Regions from separate parts of the Homo sapiens genome. Here region 1 is linked to region 2. The links are chromatin loops, found by intact Hi-C in ENCODE. Cell type or tissue: Caco-2. All regions are shown on one strand. Each heading gives the region's core, and the rest is flanking DNA. Links, peaks and the distances in the headings are about the cores only. Region 1 overlaps MAML2 (mastermind like transcriptional coactivator 2). Region 2 overlaps MAML2 (mastermind like transcriptional coactivator 2).

The links. Hi-C counts contacts between places; a loop is a spot of excess contacts. Peaks named below come from ENCODE experiments on the same cell type or tissue, not always from the same donor. Only the 100,000 strongest peaks of a DNase experiment are listed, where the experiment ranks them.
Region 1: it touches region 2 in a loop (4-fold over the local background); 2 of 110 quality-filtered maps call a loop at or near these places.

What each region holds. Positions count from the first base shown.
Region 1 is chr11:96,271,279-96,274,204 of GRCh38, reverse strand. The region is part of intron 1 of MAML2 (mastermind like transcriptional coactivator 2); the gene reads left to right. Among named protein-coding and RNA genes, the nearest start is that of MIR1260B, 69 kb to the left of the region's middle. In Caco-2, for the core only: no CTCF peak of the experiment used is centred there; a DNase peak (open chromatin) is centred at 1,498; H3K4me3 peaks cover 167 bases.
Region 2 is chr11:96,049,465-96,052,390 of GRCh38, reverse strand. All of the region lies in intron 2 of MAML2 (mastermind like transcriptional coactivator 2), which reads left to right. Among named protein-coding and RNA genes, the nearest start is that of MTMR2, 130 kb to the right of the region's middle. In Caco-2, for the core only: a CTCF peak has its summit at 1,378 (motif pointing right); DNase peaks (open chromatin) are centred at 1,381, 1,720 and 2,080.

The DNA.
Region 1 (2,926 bases), core at 122-2,621, 220 kb before region 2:
AGGCTCACGCAGGAAAATGGCGTGAACCCGCGAGGCGGAGCTTGCAGTGAGCCAAGATGGCGCCGCTGCACTCCAGCCTGAGCTACAGAGCGAGACTCCTTCTAAAAAAAAAAAAAAAAAAAAAAAAGGAAAAGGAAAAAGAAAAAGAAACAAGAAAAAGAACTAGGAATAAATGAAAATACCAAGAGAGACTGCAACTAAGAAAGGAGACAGGATAACAGGATGATACTATCTTATAATGAATGGGAATTACATGTTGTAAAAATGTAAAAATAAGGATTTGACCCCTGCAACAATCCAAAGAGTTTAGTAAATGAAAAGTTTTAAATCTCCATTTGATATATGAAAAATGAAGGCCTGGGAAAGGCAAGCATCTTGCCTTATATCACAAATTTGATATGGAGGCTGGCTATCTCCTTACTTGTTATATACCAGGCATCCTACAAATTGTCTTATTTAAATCTCAATAATTTAGGGAGTATCACCCCCATTTTGCAGATGAGAAAACTGAGTCCCACAGTCATAAAATAGCTTGCCCTAAGTCACATAACTACTACATAGACTAAACTGGACTCTAACTTAGGTCCCTTATTCATATTTCCGATGATGTTTGCTTTCTTTTTTCTTTTTAGCACTATGGAGAATAACTTGCAATAGAAAGAAAAAATATGAATAAGATAAACAAGGATAAGGATGAAAGCTACAAAAGAAGAAAAAAAGTTCCAAAATTAACAACCATTTGTTTAAACATATGACAGTAAATTACTTCATTTGCATGAAATTACTATTTTGGGGTAGCCTAATTTTTCCCAGGTCAAATATTGGTGAAGCCCAGTAAATTGTGTTCCTTTTAATCTAATTTGAACTTTAAAAAAAAATACGTTTCAAGAGATAAACTTTTTTTCCAAAAGTCATTTACAACTTTTATGGGGAAATAAGAAAGGCTGTGCAAGACAGACAAGATTATTGCCTTGATTTATAAACAGTACAGAATTCAGATTGTTTTCAATTGCTGTCAGAAGCAGTACCTTACTTTCAATGCAACTTGATGCCAGTTCTGATTGTGACTGTCCTCTTGTTTCCATGGTAACAAACTTTAATGTGATCAGCATTACGTAGGAACTTTTTGCATTGAAACAGGCAAGAAAAAAAAATTCTGATTCTCTGTGCCTGAAACACATATAGTAGGGGCTGAATAAATGTTTATGGAATGAAAAAGTAAAATAGAAATAGTCTCAGCCTTACAACTGCGTGCTAAACAGATGTGGTGCTAAAATTTGCATATGTAAACCTCTTCATGGGACAGAATAACCTTAAGTAAAACAGAAAGGTGTAGGGTGGTTTTTGCTTCACTTTAGACCCAGATTGTAGCACAAAGAGCACTAAGTCGAAGGCTTAAATAGCTTAATTGTACAGCAAGTTAGAAGTTAAAGGGTCAGAGTAATGTTAAGTAAATGAAACTGTTTTGGAGAAAACCTGTAATGCTGCATTCCAGGTCTCCAAAGGCACAGTGCCATTTTTGTGTGTGTTAAATCATTTTAAGGCCAAATACTGGTGTTTGCTGACTTCCAGAACTTCCTTATGTTTCCAGCCTTTGCAAAACAACATAGCCAAGTATATAGTATCTAAATCTGGTGGGCTGCTTCTGAGATTTTCTTGGAAGGTATTTAAATATATGTTGGTTTTTGTTTGTTTGTTTCCCACTCATAATATGTCCTGTTTTCTAAAAACTTTTTAGGTTCAGGCAGTTGACCATTTATGTGAAAAATGTCTGAAAAATTTGACCCTGATAAGGTGGATGCCTCTTGTGAGATCACAGAAGCCCTTAACCTGGAAGAGGCGTGTAAACCAAGAGGTTTCAATATATGTAACAATTGAAATTTAAGCATATTTAAATGTTATCTACTCAAATATTTATTGAGTCCTACTATATGCCAGGCACTGTAGTAGGCACATGTTGAGCAAACAAAAATTCCTGTTCTCATGGGGCTTACATTCTAGCAGAGAAAACACAACACAACACAAGTACAATGCATAGGATGTTGGATGGTGGCACGTGTTGTGGTATAAAATAAGTCAGAGAAAGGAGTCAGTTTTAAATAGGAAGGTTATAGAAGCCTCACTGAGAAGGTGGCATTTGAGCAAGGACCTGAAGGAGGTGTAGGATAGTACCAAGCAGACATCAGGGGAAAGAGCATTCTTAGGCAGGCTGAAGAAAAAGTGCAAACATTCTGAGACAGGAGTATCCCTGGAATGCTCTAGGAATAACAAGGTGGCCCATATGGTCAGAGCAGTAAGCGAAGGAGAGAGAAATGGGAATTGATATCAAAGAAGTAATGCGGTCTTGGAGGCAGGTTGCATACGGCCTTGTAGACCACTGAAAAGATTTCAGCTTTTGTTCTGAATTAGATGGGAAGTGTATTAGTCTGTTTTCATGCTGCTAATAAAGACATACCTGAGGCTGGGTAATTTATAAAGAGGTTTATTTGACTCACAGTTGAGCAGGGCTGAGGAGGCCTCAGGGAACTTACAATCATGGTGGGAGGGGAAGCAAACACATCTTTCTTCACATGGTGGCAGCAAGGAGAAGTGCAGAGCAAAGTGGGGGAAAAGCCCCTTATAAAACCACCAGATCTCATGAGAACTTGCTCACTATCATGAGAACAGCATGGAGGTAACTGCTCCCATGATTCAATTACTTCCCACTGGGTCCCTCCTATGACAAGTGAGGATTATGGGAACTACAATTCAAGATGAGATTTGGGTGGGGCCAAGCCAAACTATATCATTCCAGTCCTGGCCCCTCCCAAATCTCATGTCCTCACACTTCAAAACACAATCACACCCTTCCAACAGTCACCCAAAGTCTTAACTGGTTCCCACTCCTGGTACCAAAATCTGTGTTAGTCAGGGTTCTCTAAAGGGA
Region 2 (2,926 bases), core at 126-2,625:
AGTCAAAACAGTCCCCTTTCTGGGGAGTAAGAACTGGAGACCTGACAATTTCCATGTGGTAGATGCCTCATGGTAAGGGTTCTTAATGCATTTTCAAATTTCCTAGTATGTGTTCCTAAATGTATCATATGGATATTGATTAATATGGCTCCCTGTACTTTCTGTAGTCACTACCTTGGTTCACCCAACAAGCACTTAACAAATATGTTCCTGACAGACATGCAAAGAATGTATATGACTGAAAATAATACTAGGTGCTAAAGCCACTGAGAGGTCTGACTTTCTGATAGTTTGTAGCATTTTGCAAGCAATACAGGAAGAAAGAATAATAATAGCTATGACTTATAGAGTGTTTAAGACATGACAGGTACAGTTGTGGTCACTTTACATGCATTGTTTCATTTCATCTCATAGTCTAGTTTCTAAACGGAATCCTTGAAGACATACAATGCCACAATGCTCACTTCTGCCTAATTGTGAGCCAGGCCCTTCAGAACTGGACAAGGAAGCTGGTCAAGTTGGGTCAGAGAGTAGTTTAAGCCATCTCTGGAGACAGGGAGGCATAAAACTGATAGACAATTAAATCCAGGTAAAGTTTGCCCTTTTTCTGCTCTTTGCCTATCTCCCTGGTTCTCCTGATGCCTCCTGAATGGTTGCTTGTTAACGCAAATTAATTTTAACTGGTGGGCTTTCAGGCATTTGAGGAGATGGGAAAGTGGAGGCAGAAGACCCTGCATAGAAAACTGTTGAATGAAGTCCTTGATGTGAACCTCTATTTAGTTGCACATCACACTAAATAACACACTAGTTGAGGGCATGAGATCTAGAATCAGACTGCCTGAGCTCAGATGCCATGCTAGGGGTGTGACCTTGAGGCAGCTTCTGCATGCCTCAAATTTATTGTCTATAAAATGTGTAGAATAATACACATTAGTATTATTAGTAGGTAGAATAATACATACTTCACAGAATTCTTATTAAGGATTAAATGAAAGGGTCAAACTAAAGATTAAATGTAAAGGGTTTAACAAAGTATCTGGTATTTAATAAATATTGGATATTAGTATTACTGGTATTACTAATGATCAATATATACCTCTTTTCCTTCCATAGAATGTGAGGACTAATTGAGAGAAAGGACCTTGAATATATGTTTTATCTGCCACAATTCTTACCACATTGTAGATTCTAAATAAATATTGGACGGATGGATGGTTGGATAGATGGATGGATGAATTAATTTTAAGTTTCTATAGATAAAGGCACTACAGAAGACCTCCTTGTTTTCAGATCTCTTCCAGAAAGTCATGCCTCACAGATTATCCAAAGGAAATGACACTAAACCAACATGCAACAGCCAGCAGGGGGATTTCTTAGGCTCAGCTAGACATTTAGACTCCTAAGACTATCACACATCACATTTGACATCAGTCTGCCCAGAAGAATATAGGATCAGAACTATAGCTTGCCAGTAGGCCAGCATCAGGTATTCTTCTGCAATTAGAGCCATGGAAGCTCGGGTGCCAAATGATGAGATCCACACTGGGCAGGTGAAGGAATTGCCTTTACTTAAGAGCCTTATTTCCCATAGGAGTCAGTAACTCTTGTAACAACTCCATAGACATAGTTTGCAAGGTCCTCTCCAGAGACATGCTAGTTACAAGAACTGCTGCATTCAGGGAAGTCCAAAGCATAGCCAGCAGGTATTTGCAGTTCATTTATAGTTCCTCCCAGTCCAGATGCACTCTACCAATGAGGGGTCATTTTTACCATATGCAATGTTGCCTAGTAACATAGTTGACACATACCATCTTTATCTGTTTCCAGGGAAACCAAGTTAAGAAGTTAACCAAAGGTCAGATTCTCATGCAAAAAGGAAAAGAGTTTTTGTTAACTCTTTGCCTGCACCATCCAAATAGTTATTTACTACATAGCCTGAAAAACCCATCCAATGTCCCTGTGAAGGATTCATTCTTACATCTCATATATGCCACAAATATGTCCCAGAGTGGAATAATACAGGCATGGCCATATTTGCCAGTCGGTGTCCTCCCTTCAACAACCAAGAGTCAAGCCCAGTGATCTTTCACCCTATGCCTGCCCTTCACATCAGCCCCTACCGACAGTCCCATTCTTCAGAACTCAAGTGTAGTTGACTCTCTCACACATACACTCACTTGTATAAATACCCAGGGATGTCAGTTTCCTTAGATCTGTATGATCTTAATAGATTATTAAATAGGTCCAGGAGCCACACCGGTAAGGATCTTTTGAGTTTTACCCTTCCTTACTGGGTTGTTTTGAGGGTAAAATGGAATAAAATGAGATCAGAGAGGTAAAAAGTTGAAAGGACCATGGTAAAAATCTATGGTAGCTTTACTGTTCGGAAAGAACGTGAGTGAATTCCAACACGGTTGGATGGGGTTTGATCTACTTAAGTGAGTAGCTCAGAGAAGTCGTGACTTCCCTGATTTAAATTATTAATGATAATAAACATCTTTAAGTAATTAGGGAAATTTTTGACCAGTGAGAACCACTAAACTCCCAAGTCATTCCACATTAATGAGGTGTTAGAGATTTCAATTAGCACACACTTGAATTAGTAAAAGGATTAAGTACTCCATTTATTCTTCTGCCTGGATGATAATAGTAGTTTCTGTTTATTAAATTCTTACTGTATACCAGGGACTGTGCAAAATGCTTTACTTACAGCCTCTTGATTAGTCACCAAGTATTATTGGCCTTACTTCTTAGCAAAAACCAAAGCTCAGAGAGATTACAACACTTGCCCACGGTCGCTCAGCTATACATAGTGGAGCCAAGAGTTTAGTCAGGTTTAGTGTTAGTCCAAATCCTATGTCCTGTGTTCAGTGATATCTTCATGGAGATGCTTTATAAACTATGCATTATTTCTATTAAGCCAATC